3 separate regions of the Mus musculus genome follow, and regions 2 and 3 are each linked to region 1. The links are chromatin loops, found by intact Hi-C in ENCODE. Cell type or tissue: left cerebral cortex. All regions are shown on one strand.

Region 1 (8,000 bases):
TTATGAGACTATGCCAGGGCCTGGCAAACACAGAAGTGGATGCTCACAGTCAGCTATTGGATGGATCACAGGGCCCCCAATGGAGGAGCTAGAGAAAGTACCCAAGGAGCTGAAGGGATCTGCAATCCTATAGGTGGAACAACAATATGTATTAACCAATACCACCTCCCCCCCCCCCCCCGGAGCTCGTGTCTCTAGCTGCATATGAATCAGAAGATGGCCTAGTCGGCCATCAGTGGAAAGAGAGGCCCATTGGTCGTGCAAACTTTATATGCCTTAGTACAGGGGAATGCCAGGGCCAAGAAGTGGGAGTAGGTGGGTGGGAGAGTGGGTGGGGGAGCATGTGGGGGACTTTTGGGATAGCATTGGAAATGTAAAAGAAATAAATACCCAATTAAAAAAAAGAAATGAAACTAAGACACTCCCATACAATGAGCTAGCTATTTGGTTGGGAAATCCCTTCAGCTGTGGTCAGTACGAGTAATGTAGTCAGCAGGTCAGTAGTGTGAGGATGGAGCAGGGCTATATCCATGCACATTCCCCTTGACTCATTTCACCACCTCAGGAGCAGCTGCCCACGGGTGCCTCCAATAAAGGGCAGGTTGTCTGGCTGAGAGGAACTGAGCATCTGGGTGGGCCAGCAGCAGCAGTAGCAGCAGCAGTAGCAGCAGCAGGGAGCTGGGGAGGGACATTAGCTGTGGTCTGGACAGAGTCATCTGCTAACTGGATGACAGCAAGAGTGTCAATTTCCCTCTCTAAGCCTCAGCTTTCTCATTATGGGTGGTTGTGAAGACAAAATGAACTGGCCAGGAGAAGATCTTGAGGTTTAAGCAATCATTCCGAAAATATCACCCCTCCCCCCTCCGCTGACATCATCGGCAAGGACTCCCACACACCTGATACTGTCCTGATTGCATCTGGTCATGTCAACTAGGCATCTCTGTCACAAGGCAGGTAGGAATCAAGTCCTCTACCTTATCCCAGCTGTATTCCCACTAGGAACATACACTCAGCATAACCTTGCTGCCTGTTGGTGTGAACGCCCCAAGGAGGGTGGAGAAGGTTGTGAGGGAACCAGAGAGCAGGGGGAAATGCACTGTTCTTCTTTTACGGAGGGCAGAGCAGGCCACACAGATGGGCAGCAGGGAAGAACAGCTTTGAAGATGGGAATGACAAACAGACACATTGGCACCAAATGCATGGACAAACAGCAATGCCACCTACAAGGTCAGGAGAGCCCATAGGCATGGTATATTGCCAACTGTTGGCTTGGAAGGCTATAGGATTTTCTGGGTGGAAACCAATGGGCCCAAAATAAGAGCTCCAGCTTGGGCTCCAGTCTGGCTTAGAGTAAAATTTTTCCAGGAGCTCTATGATTTTGTTTTCCCATTCATCAGAGCCCAGAAGGCCACTAGGGTAAAAAAAGATGTCTACACCTCCTTTGGAAAATCAGAAACCAAGTCCATTTCCTCCCTGTGTTCCTTGGTTCCTCCTGCTTTTTAGAAACTTAAGTTAGAGAGTTCTCCACACAGTAGGCACTTACTAAATGCCTGATAATGTCTATGTCGCTGACTGAAGTATCTAATGGGTCCTAGCATCTGGCATGCTTGGTGCTTGCTGCTGTCTTGGGCAAATGGCAACAGCCTTTGGGTTCTGAGGAGAAGATACTTGGAGCTGACCCTGAAGTTCTGACAGGCACTTCCACTATCTTTGATGGAATAAATCTAGAAACTTCAGAGCTACCATCTGGAAAGGTTTCCCAAAGCGCACTATAGATTTACGGTTCAGGGTGACATGGGAAGTCCCCAGAATGGCATTCACTCTTAGAGCACAAAGACACCATCTAGAAATGCCTTCATGGGTTCTTGGTGACTGACTGTAGGGACCATAACAGGCAACAGGTGCCTCATGGCAGATTCTCCATCACAGCAACGCAGTATGTCCACAAGTCAAGGTCAGGACGGTACTTCATGGCCATCTGACTATGACAGCTTGCCAGCCTCCTAGGGAGGCTCCATCCTCTCTGTACCAAAAGAGTGTTCAACCCTCTTCTGCCCTGGCGGCCAAAGAATCAGAAGCAGAGACAGGAGTGGGAACTGGCAGGGGTCAGGATAGCCTGGGGGCTCCTCTCGTGGGAATTCTTTAGGGTAGAATGTCTGCTTGACCCCACAAATCCCAGGATATCTTCCATCCTAGGAAGCCAGTTTGTGAGTGACTCCTCACAAGCACGGGACACTTCAGCGAAAACTTGAGCAGAGGGCATGTAGGGAAGACAAACAAACCAGCCTCTGTCTACGGCAGCCACAGTGGGATGAGAAGACAAGCCCCCCCCCCCAGACTTGTGCCTGGAGATGGCACCCCCACATCAGCACCATGCCTGGATCTGGTCACTCTTGCCATGTTGGAAAAACCCAAAGCCTTTCTTAGGAGGCTCTCGGTTCCACTCTCTCTCCGAAGGTGTGGAGGCAGCTGTGGCCACTGAACTGTGCTCTCATTGGATAACCCGGCCGTGTAAGCTCTCATCTGCTTTTCCCACTTAAAGGAAAGGGTACTGGGGCTTCTCACTGAGCTGGGGTTTGAGTGGCTGCGAGCTCTGCTGACTCCATATGGCACCAAAGCTCTCGTCCCTGCCTCTAAAAATGAACCAAGTACTTTCAACCCCCACATTTTCCTCCTCAGCCTGATGCCTGGAGAGAAAGAGAGAATGAAAATGGAAATCCCAAAAAGCCAGACTATCGCCTCTAGCCAGATTGTTCCCTGGCTTTTGGTATTTCTGTGGATTGTTTCTGTGCCCTCCACCCAGTGTGTGTGTGTGTGTGTGTGTGTGTGTGTGTGTGTGTGTGTGTGTGTGTTGGGGCATGGGGAGAATGTGTCAAAGAGAGAGGAGAAGGACGGGGGAGTGGGAGGGGGAGGGAATGTGTCCTAGCCCATACATGGGAGTTAGAAGACAATCTTAGATGTTGGTCCTTGCCTCCCACCTTGTTTTGAGACTGGGTGGCTTTGGCCACAGATGCACTGTGATTTCAGAATTATGCTAACATGCTAGCTTTGTATGGATTCTGGAGCTGCACACTCAAGTCTCATGCTTATGCAGCAATGTTTACCCAAGAGCCGTCTCCCAGGTCCCAGTGCTGTTGAATGTGAACATACCTGGGACAACACTCCTCACAGCTACCGATCTCGATTTGAGAATATCTGAGGGAAGGATCCCAGGAGGTGGGAGCAAAGGGATCGACCCTGGCTAGGGAGCACGGCCCGCAACTCCTAACATCTGTCTTCCTTATAGAAGACCCCCTAGCTTTGTCACTAGGAAGGCAAACCAGCTTGGAATAGTCTCAGCTATCTAGACGACTTCTTGCTCCAGCCTGTACCATTTGTCAAAAATGTTTACTCAAGAGCAAGATCACCAAGTGACCCCCAAGTCTAGCAAACACCATCAAGAACTCTGTGAAGAGGCTGGGGAATGTAACGTATTGGTAGCGGGCTTGTCTAGCAAGCCTGTGTCCCTGGGTTCAGTTCACAGCACTGATGGACAGGGAGTGATAGATAGTGGATGCCTATGAGGTTAACACTTCTGAGGTCGGTGGATGAGGATCAGAAGTTCAAGCCTATCCATAGCTACCGTAGCAAGTTCAAAGCTAGACTGGGATCCATGAGGCTCTCTCATAAAACAAAACAAAACAAAACTTGATGGTGTTGGTCAGAAGTGAGGGGGGGGGGGCAGGAAGCAGAGACACAAGAAGCCTTCTGCCCTGCAGACTCTTAGACAGCCCACTACAGTGTGGAAGAGGTTTTTCCACCCTCAGGACCCCTCCTCTCTGGTCTGGCATCCAGTCTCCACGTATATCATTTGCCTGTGTATCTTGGCTCAGAACTTCAGTCATCCGGCACCCATAGAAGATAGCTTGTGAAACTTAAAATGTATGACCTTATGCGTCATCTAACTCCCTCCCTGTTTCCTGTGCTAAAATAAGCATATCAGATTAGATTAGGGAAAATGAAAGTGTTCTTCCACATCAGCTCTGACTAGAAGCTGGCCAATATGGAAGACTGATGCCGCATCAGCCGGGGACAATGCTGTGATAGATTATTGTGGTGGTTTGCATATGCTTGACCCAGGAAGCGGCACTATTTGGAGGTGTGGCCTTGTTGGGGTAGGTGTGGTCTTGTTAGAAAAAAATGTGTCCCTGTGAGTGTGGGCTTTAAGACCCTCATCCTAGCTGCCTGAAAGCAGTCTTCTCCTGCTTGCCTTCGGAACAAGATGTTGGGCTCTCAGTTCCTCCTGTGCCGTGCTTGCCTGGATGTTGTCATGTTCCCACCTTGATGATAATGGACTGAACCTCCAAACCTGTAAGCCAGCCCGAATTAAATGTCCTTGTTAAGATTTGCCTCGGTCATGGTATCTGTTCACAGCAGTAAAGCCCTAACTAAAACAATTAGCAATGTCTGTCATGGGTGTGAGAATGATTGTACCTAATGCACACCAAGTATTTGTCACCCTGAATCTTCTTGCTTTTAACTGCTCTTCACAGAGGGGCATCAGATGACTCTTCACATCATCTCACTAGTCTTTCTCTCTTGAGCACTCAGCCAACACTAAGCGTGGAATCCTTTCTGTTTTCCTCATCACTGCCTGATGGAGATTCATTTTGCTTCCGTGGATAGACTAGAGATTTGAGGGGAACAGGGGCCAGGTTGCCTGGCATGGCACTGTATTCACAGAGCTGAAGCTCAATCTGGATGCCAGCCCATGGATGGACCAGTCCATGGATGGGTTGACTTTCTGGAGAGGACACTTCCCTTTGAGATGCTTGTAAATAAGACAGTTCTCCCAAACTCCTGGGACTCAGAAACTTCGACTGTGATTCAGCTGCTGCTTGGGGAGTCGATGAGAACGAAGAGACGGGGGAGGCAGAGGAGGTGTGGGGAGGAGAGAACACGTTGCTTTTCGCTCTGCCCTCCAGTATGGAGACACACAAAAGCAGGAGTCAGGCAGCCAAAATGTGATTCACACAGGAAGAAATACCCCACTCCCTGTCCTTACTCTCCAGGACTGCAGACTCCCTAACACAAGGCTATCTCCACACATCCTTCATGTGTGCTCCAAAGTGAGGCTGTATCCAAGGGGGGAAAGTACCTCTCCCTCCCCCTCCCTCTTCCTTTTCTGTGCCCCCTTTATATCTGTGTGGTAGCCAGAGACTGGAACCCCTATGCCTACAGCCTAAAACCTGCTGAGGCTGGTCCTTCAAGCTAACTGTACTCACTAATGGTTGCTTTGCACTAATTGAATCCCCTATTTCAATAAGTTATTCTACCTAGAATATTCACTAAAAGGTGGATAACAAATTTCTACCTTCTACCATTTATACACATGGAGGACAGCATGCAACCCCATATTAGCTACAAGAAACCCTGAATATTTCAAAATGAACATACTCCCGAATCCGACTGAAACATTGTAGCTCAGGCCTTCGGCAGCAAAAGGAAGGGGAAAAGACTCATTATTGTAGAACAGCCATTGAAATCCCACCTGAACAAACAAACACCAGACACAGGAAATTCCCAGCATTGATTCACGCATTCAACATCCATCTTTTTACATAAACCACACAAACGAAACAGTAAGAAAATTCACCAAGTCATTTTTGAGAGGGGAGAAAAAAAATCAAAGCTTTGGTACATGTACAAAAACAGCAATTTGACTGCACAAATAAATGACAAATTTGTCTGTCTGTGTTGAAATTCAATGCAGTAAAAGAAAGGCCTTTACAGAAGATGCAGTTTGAACATCATCAAAAGCGCCTGGTGCAAAGTGGACCATTCAAACCCCCAGGACGGCACTCGCCACTAATTAGTTCTGTGAGGTCTTTTGACATCCAGTTCAAGAAATCGCTGCAAAAAATTCCAATTTATGAAACACACTTGCAGGCAACCTAAGGCAGCTATTCAGATTTCCACTGAGGAAAACGTCATGTTGTCCACCTCCTCTCCTGTGGCAATTTTCATTTCTCATCCCTCGTACAGGAACGCAGCCCACGGGAGCCGCGCGGAGAGGAGACCGCTTTGCGCTGAAAGGGTAAGACACTAAAAATACCCGGACAATGTTCCTTCCAGGGAACCAGGAGGCGGCAGAAAATGATAAATATAAGTTTCCAAACAGCGTAAAGAGGAAAGTGAAGAACTGACGGGGTCTCCTGAGAGGGGTATTTTACTGGGATAAGCGGGATAAGTATAGCTCATTAGAGAGAAGCACTACGGCTCCTCACACATTGGACAAATGTGGGGAGAAAAATCTCCTCAAGAAATTTTTGTTTTCAAGCTCCATAAAACTGTTGGGAGGGGCTAGGCAGGGGAAGGTCGTTGTGAAGTGCATCTGGATTGGAGGAACGGTTGGCTCTTCATTTTTAGTACTGGTGATTAAACTGAACAAATCTTTGTGCGGTTTTACATTCCACTTTAGGACTGATGATTAAATTGCACAAATCTTTGTAAGATCTTATATTCGTTTTTAGGGTCGGTGATTAAATTGAACAAATCTTTGTATATTCTCCCATTCGTTTTAGGAGGGAAGGTTACATGGAACAAATCTTTATAAGATGACTACTGATAAGAAATGAAACAACTCACGGGCATTCCAAAGGTTAACACACAGAGACACAAAGACACACACACACACACACACACACACACACATACACACACACACACACACACACACACACACACACACACACACACACACACTAACAGTTTGAGACATTAGGCTACCTGAACTTCAGTGCCCCACTGATGAGAATTTGAAAATACATGGTATATTTCTGACTTTGTTCCTTTCTTGGTCTTGCCATGGGATAGGTTTCTCACTTGGAAACACTTATGAGCTGTTTCTCAGCAGCCTCCAATTCAAAGGGCCTCAAACAGGCAGAATTTTCTTGGCAAGTTATACAAGAAAGTTCTTTTAAAAGGTGAACAAAATCCTAAACTAGACGAAAGCCACTGCTCAGAAGTTTCTGCTTACCTGGAAGACTCCACAAGCCAGAAACTTCCAGAGTTCTTAGTTTCTTCTCCAGCTCTGCCACTCGATTCCCTAGGATCCTAGAAAAGGTACGAAAATAATAAGAGGAGATGACGTCACTTGTCAGTGCTTGCACCAAGGTGGTGGGTAATAGGAAAGTCAATAGACTTAGGATCTAAAAAGGGCACGCAGGTACACATGTGCACACAACACACACTTCATGGGAAGTCCATGTGGAAATAGAAAGTACCACAAAGCACGCACGCACACATTATTCAGTTGCGTTCTGTTCTGCAAGGCAATTCCCTGGAGGTTAAACAATTTTTCCACCACTGCCCAAAACATCATAAGGAATTTCCATTCGAGAACTGCTCACTGCTAAAGATGCCAATTGATTCTGAATGCCCTTAGGAGCATCAGATCGTCTTTGAGAGCATGTTTGATTTTTGGAACCAATAGGTAAGATATAGATAGACACACTTGGAAATGTTTCTTCTGAGGCAATGAAATAATAAGATCAGCGTTCACAGCCCCACACTAGGTCTTACTGATGTGCATGCCCTGGATATCAAGAACAATGCCTGGCACAGTGTAGGTGACCGATAAGTATGTGTACTTAAACATGTGCTTTTTCTTTCTTCATAATCTGTAATCATCTATGGAAAAGGTAAAGAATAAGAATTTCACAAGCGTTTTCTTCCCCCCCTAACATAACTAATTATTTGGGAATTTTGTACAGTGCACGTCATCACACATGCTTTTCATTTTCTCCCAGTGGGACTGTGTCATAGTTCTGCAGGTAAAGGCATTTGATGGCAAGCTCAGCAACCCAAGTTCGATTCTCAGCACCCACGTGGTGGAAGGAGAGAACTGACTCTGGCAAGACTTCCTCTGACCTTTATACAGCATTCTGACTCGCTGAGATATCTAAGTTCTGAAACACACACTGGAAAAGATCAGACTGTGTGCGTGGAAGGCAGGCTTT
Region 2 (8,000 bases), 82 kb after region 1:
GGGGAGAAAGCCAGCGAGGGAACTGAACTTGCTGCTCTGTTTCACCACATCTTCCCTGACCTGATGGACTGAACCATCTGAATGCATACACCAGAATAAACCCTTCCTCCGTAAGTTATCTTTGTGGAGTTAATTGGCCACAGAGACAGAAAAGTAATTAATACAAGTCACGGATTATGTGTGTGGCTGTTTTTGTGGTTTCTCTAAGGTTGATCGATCACCACGTGTGCCAACGAGAGGCCATTTGCACCTCCCCGGGCATTGAATGTTCAGCTTTGAGCATGACTCTTTCACACTCAGAGCATTTACAGCAGGGCTGTCACCACTGGTTACCCTAAAAATGGAGAAATGGCCTGATCTCTGTAGGCTCTTTTAAACGAAAACCATGTCTGAACCAGTAGAGGAAACCAACTGAAAGACAGCCAGGGCTCCAGGCAGGAAGGGAAATGGTGTAGAGACCCAGGTGGGACTGAAATCCAGACTTTCTGCAGAAAGAGGTGGTATTCCTTTGCAAAGCTCATTTGGCTCTGGTCCAAGTTGCTTCCTCTATGTGCCCAAATCTCTTGGTAATGCTGCCAGCCATGGTTCATTGCATTCAACTTGGACAGATACCAGTCCACACACAGAGAGCCCCACCAGCTAGAAAAGTGGATAGGTACTTTCCTGGGCAGCTGGAATTTCAAGGAAGGCAGACTAGGGGCCGAATCTCTCAGCACACACATCTCATCGCTTTCCAACAGCAGGTGGATTTGTTCCCCATGGCTGATGTGGCAAATGAACACCAAGTAGGACTTAAAAGAATAAAAACGTATTCCCCTGGTCAGGGAAAGCAGATGCCCAGAGTCGGTGTGCCAGTGGGCACTCCTTGACCTGTGCGGCACTACTCTAATCTCTGGTAGTGTTCATAAGCTTTTTCTCTGTGTGTCTGTCTTCCTATAGCCTTCTCCCCATGTATCTTAGTCAGGGTTTCTATTCCTGCACAAGCATCATGACCAAGAAGCAAGTCGGGGAGGAAAGGGTTTATTCGGCTTACACTTCCATGCTGCTTGTTTATCACCAAAGGAAGTCAGGATTGGAACTCAAGCAGATCAGGAAGCAGGAGCTGATGCAGAGGCCATGGAGGGATGTTCTTTACTGGCTTGCTTTCCCTGGTTTTCTCAGCCTGCTCTCTTATAGAACCAAGACTACCAGTCCAGAGATGGTCCCACTCACAAGGGGCCTTCCCCCCTTGATCACTAGTTGAGAAAATGCCTTACAGTTGGATCTTGTGGAGGCATTTCCTCAACTGAAGCTCCTTTCTCTGTGATAACTGCAGCTGTGTCAAGTTGACACAAAACTAGCCAGTACACCGTGTTTTGGCTTCTCGAGCCTCTCTCTCTCCTTTCTGTAAAAAAGACTCTAGACATTAGATTAAGGGCCCGCCCTAAATGTAAGATGATCTCATTGCAAGATCCTCAACTTCACAATGTCAACAAAGACCCCCACTTCCAAAGAAAACATAGGAATAGTTACTAGGAGCTAAACCTCAGTCATATCTGTGGGTGTTTGGTAAGGAAAATTCCATTCACTATAAATAAATTGAAGACCCAAAAATCTGCCCTTTCATAAGCATCCAGAATGACTCCGATCTTCAGGCCTTGTTTTGAGGAAGCTGATCCATTTGCTTCAGATCCAAAGATGGATTAAATATGGCCCCTGCCTTGGAAGGCTTACCAATTGATGAGAGATGTTGACAAGCCATATGAAGCACTGCCTCATACTGCCAAGCAAGGTCCTAGGACCAGGCAGACCAGGGTTCAAGTCCTGTTTCCTCCACTTAACAGCAGTGAGGCTTAGAGCATGCTCCTTGGCCTGCCTGAGCCCTGATTCCCATCCTGTTTGAGAGGTGATTCCTATATAAATTGTTGTTGAATGAGGTTCAACTGCTAAGGAAAATATGGCTTTCCATACAAAAACTGACATGAAGGGCACAGACAAGAGACAGACATTAGTACCTAAGGCAGAAAGCAAATTCTGCTCATGCTCACACTCTTTAATATACATCTATGAAACAACGAATTCCATTATTTTGTAGCATGTAGCCCATGATAGCTAGGAATGTATGCAAAATTATGAACCTGAGGCATGAAAATTTTATACATCTTTATAGCACAATTGCATGGTTCTTGTATGTTATAACATCAACAAGACTTTGGGATGGGTGAGACAACTTTTAAAAGACCCATTTCAGGATCCATGGGCTTACTTAGCCAACTTTTATCGATTACCTTCTGTAGATGGAGCTCAAATTATAGGCTTTGGAGAGCCAATTAAAAACCAGTCTAGCTAGAATCTCACTACCATGCAACGTGGTCAGTCCAAATAAACACCTGGCACTGGGCGGCACCCTGAAGGGACACCTGGTACAATTTAGCTTTGATTATAGTCCCTTTCTCAAGATGTTTTTCATTGTTTATTGAGTGGCTTTCTTCCCAGACTATACTAGTAAACATCATGTGTTTTCTGAAGGCAGGAGGTGCTGAAGTGTCTCCTGAGTTGGGGACCACTGCATTCTAAGAGCAGAAGAGTGTAAGTAACTTCTTGTTTATTGTTTATTGTTTATTTGTTTATTTGTTTGGAGGGAGAGCTTTGAACCCGCTATGCAGCAGAGGATGGCTTTGGTTGGACTCCTGATCCTCCTGCCTCTACCTCTACCAAGAGCTGGGACCACAGGCGTGCATCCCCATGGCCAGGTAGTGTGCTTGATTTGGAATGACCATTCTCAACACAGATCTACCTGAACAAGAATACCGTACCTTCTAAGTCAGCACCCACTCCTGGACTTCCATGGAGAACCCACCCCCACCTTCATCATCTTTTACTGCTATAGATGATTCTGGATGGGCCCAGAGATGAGATTCCCAGTGGATATATTCCTTGACACAAAGCCTGATAGAGAAGATAACCTGACAGAGAAGATAGAGCTGGGCCGTGGGCCGAGACATAACCCCTTCCAGTGCTAGACCAATGTTTGAAGGAACTAAACTAAGTGGCTCTAAGTGGTGGAGTTCATTGCTCTACACACACTGGGTGTTAAGTGGCTAGATAATGGAGGAGCCGTCCATACAGGTGAGGGAGGTGAATTGGTAGCTTGCTAGGGGAAGGAAGACATCAGGATCCCTCTCACCTGGAGAAGCTAGCTGCCTGACCCGAGCCAACCAACTGGGTGGATCAGAGAGAAGGCAGCCTAAGAGTCTGAAAGCTTCCTTCTGGCCCATTCACAGGGGAGGGCGTGGAGTTGTCTATATCCACAGGTCACATCACCTCTGTACCTGTCTCATTTTCCTTTGAGAAATGAATGGTTTCACTACCTCACAGCACATAGTAGGTGCGGGAAACAGGAGCTCAGAGAGTGGAGTAAGTGAACGCATGAACCAACCATTGCAAGGATGCCAAACTCTTTCACTTAAACCGCTGCTCCAAGTCATTGCACCTGCCCAGTTGTTACCCAAGGGCCCGGATGGTCCCTCAGGCGTCACCTTTTCAGCATCGGGAATCATCCAATCGCTTGCCTCCATAACAGTGGTGACTAGGCAGGCAGGTGGGGCTTGGCTCTTTCCCCTCCCGGATCCCAGGGCTTCTCAGTCTCTCCAATCCTAGGCCAAACGCTGGCGAGCGAAAGGCCCCTCCCCAAAGCCTGGCACCAGATGGTGCGGGCGACCGCGGCTCCCCCGCAGGCCCGAACGTGAGGGGTGGACCGTGCACCTGCAGGTCCTGCCGCGGCCACCTGCTACCCGGGCTCACAGGGCTTGGGGACCTGCTGCAGCGGCTCAGGAGGCCGATCCGGAGCCCCGGCCTCACCTCGCTCACCAGCCCCTGCCAGTCGCTCTCGGTCCGATCGCCGTCCATGTCCCCTCCTGCGTGCGCGGGCGGGCTGCACAACCGCCTCCCTTCTCCTCCTCCTGCTCCTGTCGCCGCCGCCGCCGCCGCCACCCCGGCCCCGCGCAGCCCGGAGAGGGCCAGGAACCTCCGAGCCTCCGCGCCGCCGCCTCCCGCGGCTGCCCGCGCCGCTGCCTCCACGTCAGCCTCCGCGGAGGAAGGGGAGGAGGAGCCGGGCCCCAACCACTGCCCTACAGTGGCTCGGGGCCGGTGCCAGCCGCGGCACCCCGGGGACCCCAGGCCACCAGCTGTGTCTCCTAGGGAAGGAAGGGACTCTGCATGTGAACCATCACATAACCCCAGACTCCAGCATTCCCAGGCCTGTGGTGAGGGAGGGAGGCTGGCGAACAGGTGGGTGTCATCCCCAGGTCGAGAAGCCAAACTCCTCCATCCAGCCATCCCCTGCCAGGTCAGGCCTCTACCATTGAAACTGAAGCTCCACCAAGGAAGGGCCCTTCTTTCCCCTGAGTACACATTGGAGCAACCTTGGCACGCAGTAGATGCTCTACATCTTTTGGTCGAGCGTATGAATGAAGCTCACCATACTGTACATACATTATACTGATTTTTAAAGCGACCAACATTTCTTTTTAAGTATCTGATGTCGTACTAGAACGCAAGTACAAAGTTTGAAAATAAAACTCTAAATTCTGAATAGGGCCAAAAAGCTTGGTGGTGGGATTTAGCATGAGTTAAGAGAGGAGCCAGCTGAAGATTGTGCTATTCAGGGCTCTGTGTAGAAGAGGAGGTGGAAAGGCTGCAAAGAGATGTCAGAGATGGTGGGTGACTTCGAGGAAACAGTTTGCAAGCACAACAGGGCTCATATGGACTCTCAAAACACACACAAGCCCAAGTCAGACACAAAAATGAGAAGAGACATGGCCGCAAAGTCTCACCCCTAACCAAGAAGCGACTTGCAACTGATAGCTTCTGGGAGAGGGAAAATCCGTTTTCTTAACAGAGTGATATTTCAAACACACGGCAAGGCAGGCCCCGTGTTCAGTCCTAGTCAGCCAACACAATAGAACGTCACGGATTTTTTTAAATGCTTTTGTTTGTTTTGGTTTTTATGAGAGAGAAAAAATAAGAAGTTGGGGGTGAAGAGAAGGGGCCTAGGAGGTCTTGAAGAAGAGGAAAGAATATAAGAATATTTAAAATATATTGTATAAAATTTTCAAAAAAAAAAACTTTCTAAAGATAATTCCATGAAACTTTCATGGGAAAGGAAGACTAGAGACCTCCAGAGGGAACCTCAGATGAATGCTATGTGATCCCCGCCCCCACATAGTTGCCAACAGAAAGCTTTCCATACTTGGGGAAACTCAGCTTGTATAAAGGAGTAGGTGGCCTGAGAAGTTGGTAAGTCCATTTGGCAGCTGTAGAAACCTCACGGCCACCATGGATTTACATTGTCAGTTCCTGCTGAGAGCGGGTCAGTTCTGTGACATGGAAGCTGGGTGCTGAAAAGTGGAGAAGCGGCCTTGGCCCCAGCATGCTACATGATGAGAATGGGAAAGGCCGAGCTCTGTTCTTCCCTTCTCTTCTGTGTTTCCAAAATCTTTCCATTATCTCTCATCCTGGGCTCTTCATCATTTGATCTGCTTTGCCCAAGCAACGTTTACAAATGTATTATAATAATCAAGTCATTAAGCGTCTTTGGGGGCAGGGCTTAATTTTGCATAGTACTCATGGGGACCTGTGAGCACCTCCATGAAAGCAGTCCCGGAATGGCTTAATGGATGTCACTGGACTCCCTAGACAGACGGACACCAACCACGCACCACATGTGTGAGGTCCCATCTGACATGGTGCACGAGTAAGTCCAGCTGCCAGCTATCACTACCCAATTTGATGCCCCACAGACTCAGCCAATAAATAAGCAGTGGCTGAGGCTCTGTGTTTGGGGCTAGTTTGCTGTATTCCGGCAGTAACTGGTATCCACGGTAGTAACACTGTTGATAAAGAACTCTCTTCTCTGCCCTTAAAGGAGCATCCAGGCCTGACACCATAGCCTGGTGGCTTCTTATGGTGGTTTGAATAGGAATGCTCCCCACAGACTCATTGGTTTGAATGCTTAGTCACCAAGGAATGACAATATTAGGGGGTGTGGCCTTGTTGGAGGGGGTGTGTCGCAGCTCCTTCTCCTGCACCACAGTCTGCCTGCACACCGCCATGATTCACCGCCATAATGGAACTGAACTAAACCTCTGAGCTGTAAGCCAGCCCCAATCGAATGTTTTTACAAGCATTGCCGTGGCCGTAGTGTCTCTTCACAGCAATGGAAACCCTAACTAAGACAGACCTCATCCACAAAAGCTTCTAGAATAGACTGACTGACTGGGAACGGACTATGGAGAAGAAGCCAGCCTACCTGTGGGGTTTGGGAGGGGGCTTTGTGCCTCCTGAACTCATCCTAGAAAAGGGGACGAACACTGCAGCCCACAATCCCAGTCCTGCTGATGTTCAAACTAATGCCCTAAAGAATTGGGGGAGGGGCTGGAAGGACAAACTAGTAAGCTACTAAATCTTCTGGCCTTCTTGCCATTCAAGTCCACCGAGGTCATTGTCTTTGCAATCCAAGAAGCTGGAAAGAGGTCATCCTGCAATAGAACCTCTAGGGTTAATTAACTCAATGCCAAGCGTTTACTCCTAACAGCCTGTCTCTTACCTAAAAAGCAAGGTACTGTCTGCCCATATACTGCCCTCTGGCAAACCATCTGCTTCCATTCTGACCTGTCGATGAAATAGACGGTAGGGAGAGTGGGCAGATCTGGGCCATCTGCCTTGCTCTCTGCTGGCCTTCAGGTGGGAAAGCCTCTTCTGGAGACCTGGGTTAGCTGACTCTTTAAGCTCAGCTGCCGCCGTTGCTGCATGCATGAAGCCATCGCTGATATTTTAGGCAGCAAGCTGGGGAAATCAATGAAGTGCTAAGAGTGGAGGAGGCTTCATTTGGAAGCCGTGGACCTTTAAGACAACTCTCTGTGATTTGCTTTCTTTTCCCAGAAAATAACAGACAACGATCAAAGTAGTTCAAAGGGGAAAAAATAAAAATAAAATGTGCAGGGAATCCAAGTGCATCAGGCCTCTACCCTACCCGCTCCCCAGCAGGCTGAGGGACCTTCCAGGGAAGTTGACACAGCATCCTGAGCTGCTGGGGTTTACTGGAGATTTCATGTGCCGGCTCTGCCGGGAAGATGTGATAGAATCACGGAGCAAGTCAGTGGAGCTGCAAGCCATTCTTTTTTATCTCTTTCCATTTATGTAGCCTGACATTGAGTAATAATAATAATTAGATCCAGTTTAAGCTTTTAGGCACCTATACCAGAAGGCCTCTAGACACCTCATCAACGGCAGCCCTGGCTGGTGTAAACAAAGCTAATTATATTGTGGTTAACCATTTTCAAAGAAAAATAAAATAAAATAAAACTGCTTACCAACTGCCTTCACCTCAGACAAAAGCAATCTATTAAATGTCCTACCCGGTGCCCATGTACACACGGCCAGTTTAAGGACAGTGACCCTCTTTCTGTTCAACTTGCCATCCTGGCACAAAATACAGAAAAGCCTGCTTTAGCTTCTGTTTTTATATCCCTTTTGCTTTTTTTTTTTTTTTTTTTTTTTTTTTTTTCGAGACAGGGTTTCTCTGTATAGCTCTGGCTGTCCTGGAACTCACTTTGTAGACCAGGCTAGCCTCGAACTCAGAAATTCTCCTGCCTCTGCCTCCTGAGTGTTAGGATTAAAGGCATGCGCCACCACGCCCGGTTCCCCTTTGCTTTCTTTTTAAAAAAAAAAAAATCATCTCTGGTGACCCAGTCTCTTCATATGTACTCATAGTCCCAAAACCAATTTAACTGTTTTATTTCTCCACACCTGAAGTGACTGGATTACCTGGATGCCTTTGAGTGACGCTTCTCACTTTTCAAAGTCTAAGAGGGCTTTAGATAGGAAACTCCAGAGTAGTTCAACCTAAGAAATTAAACCAATACATACTAACGAAAATAAAACTAAACCAAAAAAGTTTCTGTGAGATTGGGGAGGAAAAAAAAGAAGAAGAAGAAGAAGAAGAAGAAGAAGAAGAAGAA
Region 3 (8,000 bases), 130 kb before region 1:
CATCAGTTGCGAGTCAAGGCAGCGCGGGCATATTTTAATAAGTGCCAGCATTTCCCACTGTTAGTCTTGCCCGTTCCTCTGAGGAATTGCTTGTGGTGCCAGAGGAAATGTTGGAAATCTCAACATATAAAACAATCAATGTCATGAACAGAGAGAGACGGTGGCAAGGGGGTAAAAGGGAGGGAGGAGGGAGTGGGAGGAAGGAGAAGAAGGTGGGGGGAAAAAGATGAAAGAGGGCAGAAGAAGAAAAGATGGAGGAACAGGGTTTGGGAAACCTTATAAAAGAGCGACCAATTATTAAATGCTCTTTGTGAGTAAGGAGCTTTTAAAAGGGGTCCTTATAAGAACCTGTGTGGCAGAGGTTAAATTATTAAGTTTTTAAATTATATGTGTGTGTGTGTGTGTGTGTGTGTGTGTGTGTGCATGTGTGTGCATGTGTGTGCGATGCTTATGGAGGTCAGAGGACAGTTTGTGGAACTCAATTCTCTTCTCCCACCATGTGGCTCCCAAAAGTTGAACTCAGGTCATCAAGCTTGGCAGTAAGCACCTCTTCATGCTGGAGTCGTTGTTCGGTTACTTTAGGCAAACATGTAAACGAAAAGGGCGAAACATCTGTCTCCAGGCAAGCAGGAGCGGCTCCAGTGTTTGAACCCATGTCTGCCCAGTGGCCTGAAGCCTTGTTTAGCCCAGCGCTGCCCTCTGCCTAAACCCAACTAGAGGAGAGGGAGGAAGGTACTTACTGTAAACCGTGTTCTTACAAGTTTGTTTTCCTCTGCTGGGCTGGCAACTCAACCCTTAATATGTTTGTCTCCCTAGAGCCTAGGTCTTGAAAGGCAGGACATGGTGAATGTTTGGAGATATAGAAGAACATTGAATGAGATCTACAGCTAGCAAACTCCAAGACTCAGATCTCCCCTTCTGATCTCCTTGGCACATGTGGTCTCCTAGGCTGACAAAACATGGGTTCACCTAATTTAATTCATCATGCTACTCAATTCTACCAATTGAGAAATAAGTTTAAAGCCCTATTTGAAATATGAAGGTATTCCTGGGGTGGGGGACAGCTTGTGTTCTTATCCCTCTAACCTTGTATTGTGGGGCTGCTCTCACTATGTCCACAAAACAAATGTGGTCTCCAGCTCTTGCTCACGGGCCTTGATCAAGTTGATTTTGGGCTTATAGACCTAGTTTCTTCCTCTATAAAATGAATAGTTTGTTAAAGACAAGATAAGGATGACAGGACAATTATATATAAGGCCAAGCACAGCATGGAGAAAACATGATATAGATAGGGGTAAGGGGTAGGGATGGAATGGTAGTTTTATAGCCACGGTGCTAGTTCTGACAGCCTAGGCTAGACTCAGCTATATGTCCCATATAGCCTGTTAGAGAGCTGAGTAAAGTTGAAAGTCTGAGAGAGATGAAAGAGTCACTGAGTCAGTGCACACACTGGGAAGACCAGAGAGAGGGTCCAATGACCCACACTAGTATTGTTAGGGTGCTGTTAGCTGTAGGACTACACAGGGAGATTCGTGACAAAAGGCAAGGAGTCCTGGTTGGGTTCACCATTGTCTCAGTTCTTATTCTGCAAAGTGGTCTGAAGAAGTCCTCACTACTTAGGGGGACAAGCTGTTCTTGGAAGATGGTAACTTCTATTCCCCAGTCTTGCCATCATGGGTGATCACCCTCATCTCAGGGTGATCTGCCCTTCCAGGCTCTGTTGATCTTGGACCATAAGTTAACTCTAGATTTAGCGCAACTGGGACTTTTTGGAGGTTGGCAGGAGTTGTGGGAGTGAGTGTGTGTGTGTGTGTGTGTGTGTGTGTGTGTGTGTGCAATTGGACATGGTAAAAAACTAGAAGTAGATGTCTCAATTGCTCTTGTTTATGTCCTTTCAGCCTTGGAGGGGACAGGACAGGGACTAGTTTTTAGGTAGAACCCCCTTGAGGCAAGCATGGGACCCATGTAAAACAGACAGAGGTAAAATGCAGGGGGAGACGCCGGGCTTATCCTGAGTTTATTTATCTTGTGATCCCAAGTGATGGGTTGGTTGGTACTTCTTAGCAAAATCACTTTTCAAGTGCCCGAGACAGAAGGAGGAGCTGGAGCCATCAGCCACCACAGCAGGTAAGAACATGGTGAGGCCACGGTTCCACTTATTTTCAAAAGGTGCAGGGAAACTGAATTTTCATGTAAATTCTTCTTCTTTTTATAAAGTTTCAGGACTTTGCTCTGGGTTCTCTGAGCTAATTAAAAAAGAGACTTATCTATTCTATGTGTATGTATGTGTATATGTATGAGTGTATGTATGTGTATATGTATGAGTGTATATATGTGTATGTATGGCCATATGTATGTGTATGTGTGAGCGTATGTGTGTATATATGACTGTGTGTATGTGTGTGTGTGTGTGTGTGTGTGTGTGTGTATGACCATGTGTATGTGTGTGTATGAGCATGTGTATGTGTGTAGTGTCCTCAGAATCCAGAAGAGGTCATCAGATCCTGTTAATCCCACTGGGTGAGAATAAGACCACTAGTACAATTTTTGAGCTGATTTTGAAGCAAGCTTTATTCAGTACTGGCCAGGATGATGGGCACTGGCCAGGTCTATGTTGTGAATTACATTAGGTTACATGAGATTACATTAGAGAATGTTGGGAATTACATTAAACCCCACACACCAACGTACTTCCTGCTTTTGTCCAGCTGGGGGCAAGCATACCTTCTGACGTACTTCTTGCCTGCACACCTCTCACACATGTGTGATCAAGCATGTTCTGTGCAGTTGGAGCAACCAGCCTTGTTCATAGAAGTGACAACACGTGGCTTGTTATCTTACCTGAGCAGCCTTCAGCATTCTAGGGCATTAGCAAGAGTTCTGGGCAAGTGAAGCAAAGACTATAGGCATTTTTGTTTTGTAGATCTCTTACGTGCAGCTATTTAAACCTAAAACATAACTTTAGTCCTGATAGCCCACCACCACAGCTGGTTGTGAGCTGCCATGGGGGTGCTGGGAACTGAACCCAGATTCTCTCCAAGAGCAGCCCATGCTCTAACCACTGAGCCCTCTTTCCAGGCCCAAGTTTCTCAATTCTTTTTTTTTAAAGATAAAATATTTTATTTTTTATTAAATATTTTCTTTATTTACATTTCAAATATTATCCCCTTTCCTGATTTCCCCTCTGAAAACCCCTATTCCCTCCATCCTTTCCCTGCTCACCAACCCACCCACTCCGCTTCCTGGTCCTGGCATTCCCCTACACTGGGGCATAGAACCTTCACAAGACCAAAGGCCTCTCCTCCCATTGATGCCCTCTTCAGCTACGTATGTGTATGGAGCCATGGGTCCCTCCATGTGTACTCTTTGGTTGTTGGTTTCGTCCCTGGGAGCTCTGCGGGTACTGGTTGGTTCATATTTTTGTTCTTCCTATGGGGCTGCAAACTCCTTCAGCTCCTTGGGTCCTTTCTCTAGTTCCTCCATTGGGGACCCTGTGCTCAGTCCAATGGTTGGCTGAGAGCATCCATCTCTGTATTTGTCAGGCACTGGCAGAGCCTCTCAGGAGACAGCTATATCAGGCTCCTGTCAGCAAGCACTTGTTGACATCCACAATATTGTCTGGGTTTGGTGACTGTATATGGGATGGGTCTCCAGGTGGGGCAGTCTCTGGATAGCCTTTCCTTCAGTCTCTGCCCCACACTTTGTCTTTGTAACTCCTCTCATGGGTATTTTGTTCCCCCTTCTAAGGAGGACCAAAGTATCCACACATTGGTCTTCCTTCTTAAGCATTATGTGATCTGTGAATTGTATCTTGAGCATTCCAAGCTTCCGGGCTAATATCCACTTATCAGTAAGTGAATACCATGTGTGTTATTGAGTTACCTCACTCAGGATGATATTTTCTAGTTCCATCCATTTGCCTAAGAATTTCATAAATTAGTTTTTAATAGCTGAGTAGTACTCCACTGTATAAATGTACCACATTTTCTGTATCCATTCCTCTGATGAAGGACATCTGGGTTCTTTCCATCTTCGGGCTATTATAAATAAGGCAGCTATGAACATAGTGGAGCATGTGTCCTTATTACATGTAGGAGCATCTTCTGAGAATATGCCCAGGAGCAGTATTGCTGGGTCCCAAGTTTCTCAATTCTAAAGTTTTCTTCCCTTCAGAAACACAAAATGAACCAAACCTAACACATTCGTGTGGGAATATAGCCACTGTCCCCCAGAGCACAGTCTCTGCCTTAGCCACAGCTACTTACAGACATCGTTCCCACCTCTGAGAGCGTGCGGCCCTGGAGGCAGATCATCCCTTCCATCCAGATGGCTTTGCTCTTCATGCTATTTCTGGTACGGTTTAAGCAGAGTGGACGAGGGTTTGAGTGTATCCGTGTTTATAAACACCCCAGAAAATTCCATATGCTGTGCTCGAAGCGAAGCTGGCTTAATTTGAGAAGACTAAATGCACGCAGGCAATTGCAGGCTTGTCTGTTTTGCAGATCAGTGCAATTCATCAGTGGCAGGACAGGAGGGGAGTTCTGGGAAGCGCAGCTGCTGTGACCAGTAAGCCTGGTGCTGGCAGCACACGCTGCCCCCCCACCCCCCACCCCCCCACCCCTCCCATACAGATGGCTGCTTCACTTTGCACGAGCACAAGTGTGTGTGCTCGAGAGCGCGCACACACACACACACACACACACACACACACACACACACACACACACGCGCGCGCACGCACACGCACGCACAAGTTCACACAGGCACCTCCATCTCCACTCCTGGTTCAGTTTGCTGCTGTTATAAGAGCTATATCCAAATAATGATGGTGTCCTTTATACAAGCAATGTGACAAATGCTTAGTTTACTTCTGTAGGCTGCTTTAAACCTACTTAATTATTTTTAGGTATTGTTTGTTGTTTGTTTGTTTGTTTGTTTGTTTGAGATGGGGTTTCAGGCTGACTTGGCACTTGATAAGTAGACCAGGTTGACCTGGTCATTCACAGTGATTTGCTTGCCTCCATCTGTCTGTTGAGGGCTGGGATTAAAAATGTGAGCCCCAACCCCTGACTTTCTTCAGGCAACTTATCTGACTGGCAGCTCTGATGGGGCAGAAGTCCTCAGATGCATAGCATCTCTGTTATTAACATGTACAAGAGTTTGGACAGTTTCCCTGCTGAAGCCTCAGGTCCTTCTCTGGGAAACAATGGATAGGAACTTGGATGCCCTAATAATATTCAGGAATATTTGGTTCCCACAAGGCAAGCAAAGGGACTCATTCTCGTTCTCTAGTTGAACGTTCTGCATCAAGTCATGGACTCGCTGCACTGGACTGGTGTTTGGGTGTGTCAGCTACTTTGGATGCCTATGGCAGGTGGAAAGGACACTCAGGGTAGCTTGTCATATGATCCTCAAATGGGCTGTGTTAGTTACTTGTCTCATGGCTGTGATCAAATGTCTGACACAGAGCACCTTATGGATGGAAAGGTTTATTTGGCTTACAGTCTCAGTGGATACAGTCCATCATGGCCAGAAAGGCACAGCAGCAGCTGTAGGATGCAGACGATTGCATTGCATCTACATCTGAGAAGCAGAGAAACAGATTGTGCTCAGCTCTTGCTTTCTCCATTTTTGTCTTGTTTTGTTTTTGCAAACCAGGACACTTGCCCTTGGAATGGTGCCAACCCACATTTAAGTGGATCTTCTTACTTCAATTAACCTAACCTAGAAACTCCCTCATAGACACCCCCAGAGGTTTGTTTTACTGGTGACTCTTGTTCCAACCAACTGAGCTGAGCCATTCATAGCAAGGTAGCCAGAAATTGATCTCATGAGCTAGGAAGAGAATACCCTAACATTGATTTAGACCTGCTGACTGCTACCTCACATCCTCCACCAGAGCCCACGGAAGGTGCTGCCTTCATAGAGACAGAAGAAGAAAATAAAATGAAATTTTGAATGGGGGTAAAAGGAATCGAAGAAGCACACACAAATAGCAAAATAGCAAGAAATTTTATTCTAACGCAAAAGTATAGGTCAGACACACAGCAAGGAGGCAGTGGGCTACTTGAGTTAGTGCTACTCTTTGGAGAGTCCTTTGTGTTGCACCCAGTAGGAGTCAGAGTCAGTTACTAGATGCTGGACAGGGACAGTTTTCTGTTTTGATTGACAGGGTTGAGTCGACAAGCTTTTCTTCCTTGTGCACGTCCTTTCTCAGGATGTATCTGGTTCCAGTCACATGCAATTCACTCTGATGACAGTTTGTCTCATTGGGCTTGCACTAAGACACAGGTGAGCCTGGATGGGCCCCCTTCCTCTAGTCCTCAGATATATTCCGAGACCTATTTGAGTGAACACAGGAAGTCACTAAAGGATGGTTAGGGAGGACCTAACTTACTGTAGTCATTTGGAGTGGGGTGTACATGCATCTCCATGCTGGTGCATGTTCAATTTCCAGGCTGTTAAATGCATTGTTAAATAGGGTGTGTGTAGTTTAAGCCAAGTGCTATCCTGGGTTACTACTGTTTTCCATATCCTCACCTGCCTTCATTTCTTTACTTTGTGTCAGATCATTTCTCCCTATTGAAACAGGATAGCTGCCACAGCTCCAGGGATTTTATCTTTACACGCCAATGTCTCATCCAAGTGTTTAGATGTAAAAATAAGTTTCTAATCACACCTTCTCAAAAGGCTTCATAAGTGGCCACATTGGCCCCAAATTCAATGCCCATGCCCAAGGCAATTGTGAACAAGTAAATGTAATTACATTGGTGGATTTGAGCTTAACAATCCAAGTTCTCCCTAGACCAAGAAAAGGCTCTGCCCTCCTTCTGAGATGTCAGAAACCCCACACTAGAGCCAAGTCACAATTCTGAGTTCATGAAAGGACAGGTGATTTGGCTGTTAGTGTTTTGGAACCACCTCCTCACTTCTGCAGGGGGGATGGTGAGGGGAGAGGCAGAGGAAGAGTCAGGGCATAAGGAGGAAGGGCAAGAAAAGAGGGGAAGGAACCGAGGCTTTGGAATCAGACTTGGGTTTCGCTCCCAGATCTGTTGATGATCAGTTGTGTGTTCTCGACTTGTTCTTGAGCCCGTCAAGGCTTGGCCATCTTCATGCGGAAAGTGGATAAAGCTTGGGGTTTCGAGGAGTTTCAATAAGAAAATCCTGGAAGGAGCTAGTCACAGAGTCCAGGAAATATTGTTCAACTAAGGGTAGGGGAAGAGGAATATAAGGGCCCTGCAGTTATAAAATGCCTTTTTAAGTGTTCGCCCCTGGGTCTGTCAGCACACCAGTGAGGTCAGCAAAGCAAACACATTATTTAGAAACAGGATCTCATCGTATGTAGTATACTATGTAGTCTTACTATGTAGACTCACTTGGCCCCAGCCTTACAAAGATCCGCCTGCTTTTGCCTCCCGAGTCTTGTGATTAAAAGCACATGTCACTCTCAGTCCATCTTTTTATTTTAAATTGTGTGTGTGTGTGTGCGTGTGTGCGCTCGTGTACACACACATCTGAGTGTCAGCTCAACTCTAGGTGTCCTTCCTCAAATGTCATTCATCTTGTTGGGGGAGGGTCTCTTCATGGGCTCTCTAACTAGGTTAGTTTGGCTCCCCAGGAGCTGGGTTATCTACTTCTCCTGTGATGGAATTATAAGGATGCCTCACCATGGCCAGCTTTTTAAATGCTCCTGGAGATACAACTTAGAGTCTCAGGCTTGCAAGGCAAGCATTTTACTGACTGAACTATCTATACAGACATTTCTTTTATTTTATTTTTTATAGTGCCAGAGATAGAACACAGGGCCTCATGCACACTGCACGGCTAACTAAGCACTAGAGTACTTTGCATGTACTTTGCACCACTGAGTTGTAACCCGAGGCACGTGGGGCATCATTGTCATCTTCTTTTGTGGATGTTAAGAGTATGGACTAGTGACTTTAAAGCAGAATGTAGGGGTTTTTTTTTTTTAAGATTTACTAATTTTTATTTAACTGTAT

Evidence for each region. Peaks named below come from ENCODE experiments on the same cell type or tissue, not always from the same donor. Only the 100,000 strongest peaks of a DNase experiment are listed, where the experiment ranks them.
Region 2: a loop joins it to region 1, with 8 times the contacts of the local background. A loop is called at or near these places in 4 of 42 quality-filtered maps.
Region 3: a loop joins it to region 1, with 3.0 times the contacts of the local background. A loop is called at or near these places in 3 of 42 quality-filtered maps.

The regions. Positions count from the first base shown.
Region 1 is chr5:52,385,653-52,393,652 of GRCm38, forward strand. It overlaps Ccdc149 (coiled-coil domain containing 149), which reads right to left. Exons shown (of 13, transcript NM_001379231.1): 10 at 7,019-7,095; 11 at 5,437-5,469. Among named protein-coding and RNA genes, the nearest start is that of Sod3, 26 kb to the left of the region's middle. In left cerebral cortex, no CTCF peak of the experiment used is centred here; DNase peaks (open chromatin) are centred at 2,666, 2,965, 4,617, 4,947 and 3 more places; H3K27ac peaks cover 4,290 bases.
Region 2 is chr5:52,467,511-52,475,510 of GRCm38, forward strand. It overlaps Ccdc149 (coiled-coil domain containing 149), which reads right to left and starts at 4,068. Exons shown (of 13, transcript NM_001379231.1): 1 at 3,841-4,068. The coding sequence starts at 3,888. In left cerebral cortex, no CTCF peak of the experiment used is centred here; DNase peaks (open chromatin) are centred at 3,586, 4,014, 4,316, 4,638 and 2 more places; H3K4me3 peaks cover 1,891 bases; H3K27ac peaks cover 2,152 bases.
Region 3 is chr5:52,258,984-52,266,983 of GRCm38, forward strand. No RefSeq gene overlaps it. Among named protein-coding and RNA genes, the nearest start is that of C130083M11Rik, 47 kb to the left of the region's middle. In left cerebral cortex, no CTCF peak of the experiment used is centred here; a DNase peak (open chromatin) is centred at 4,364.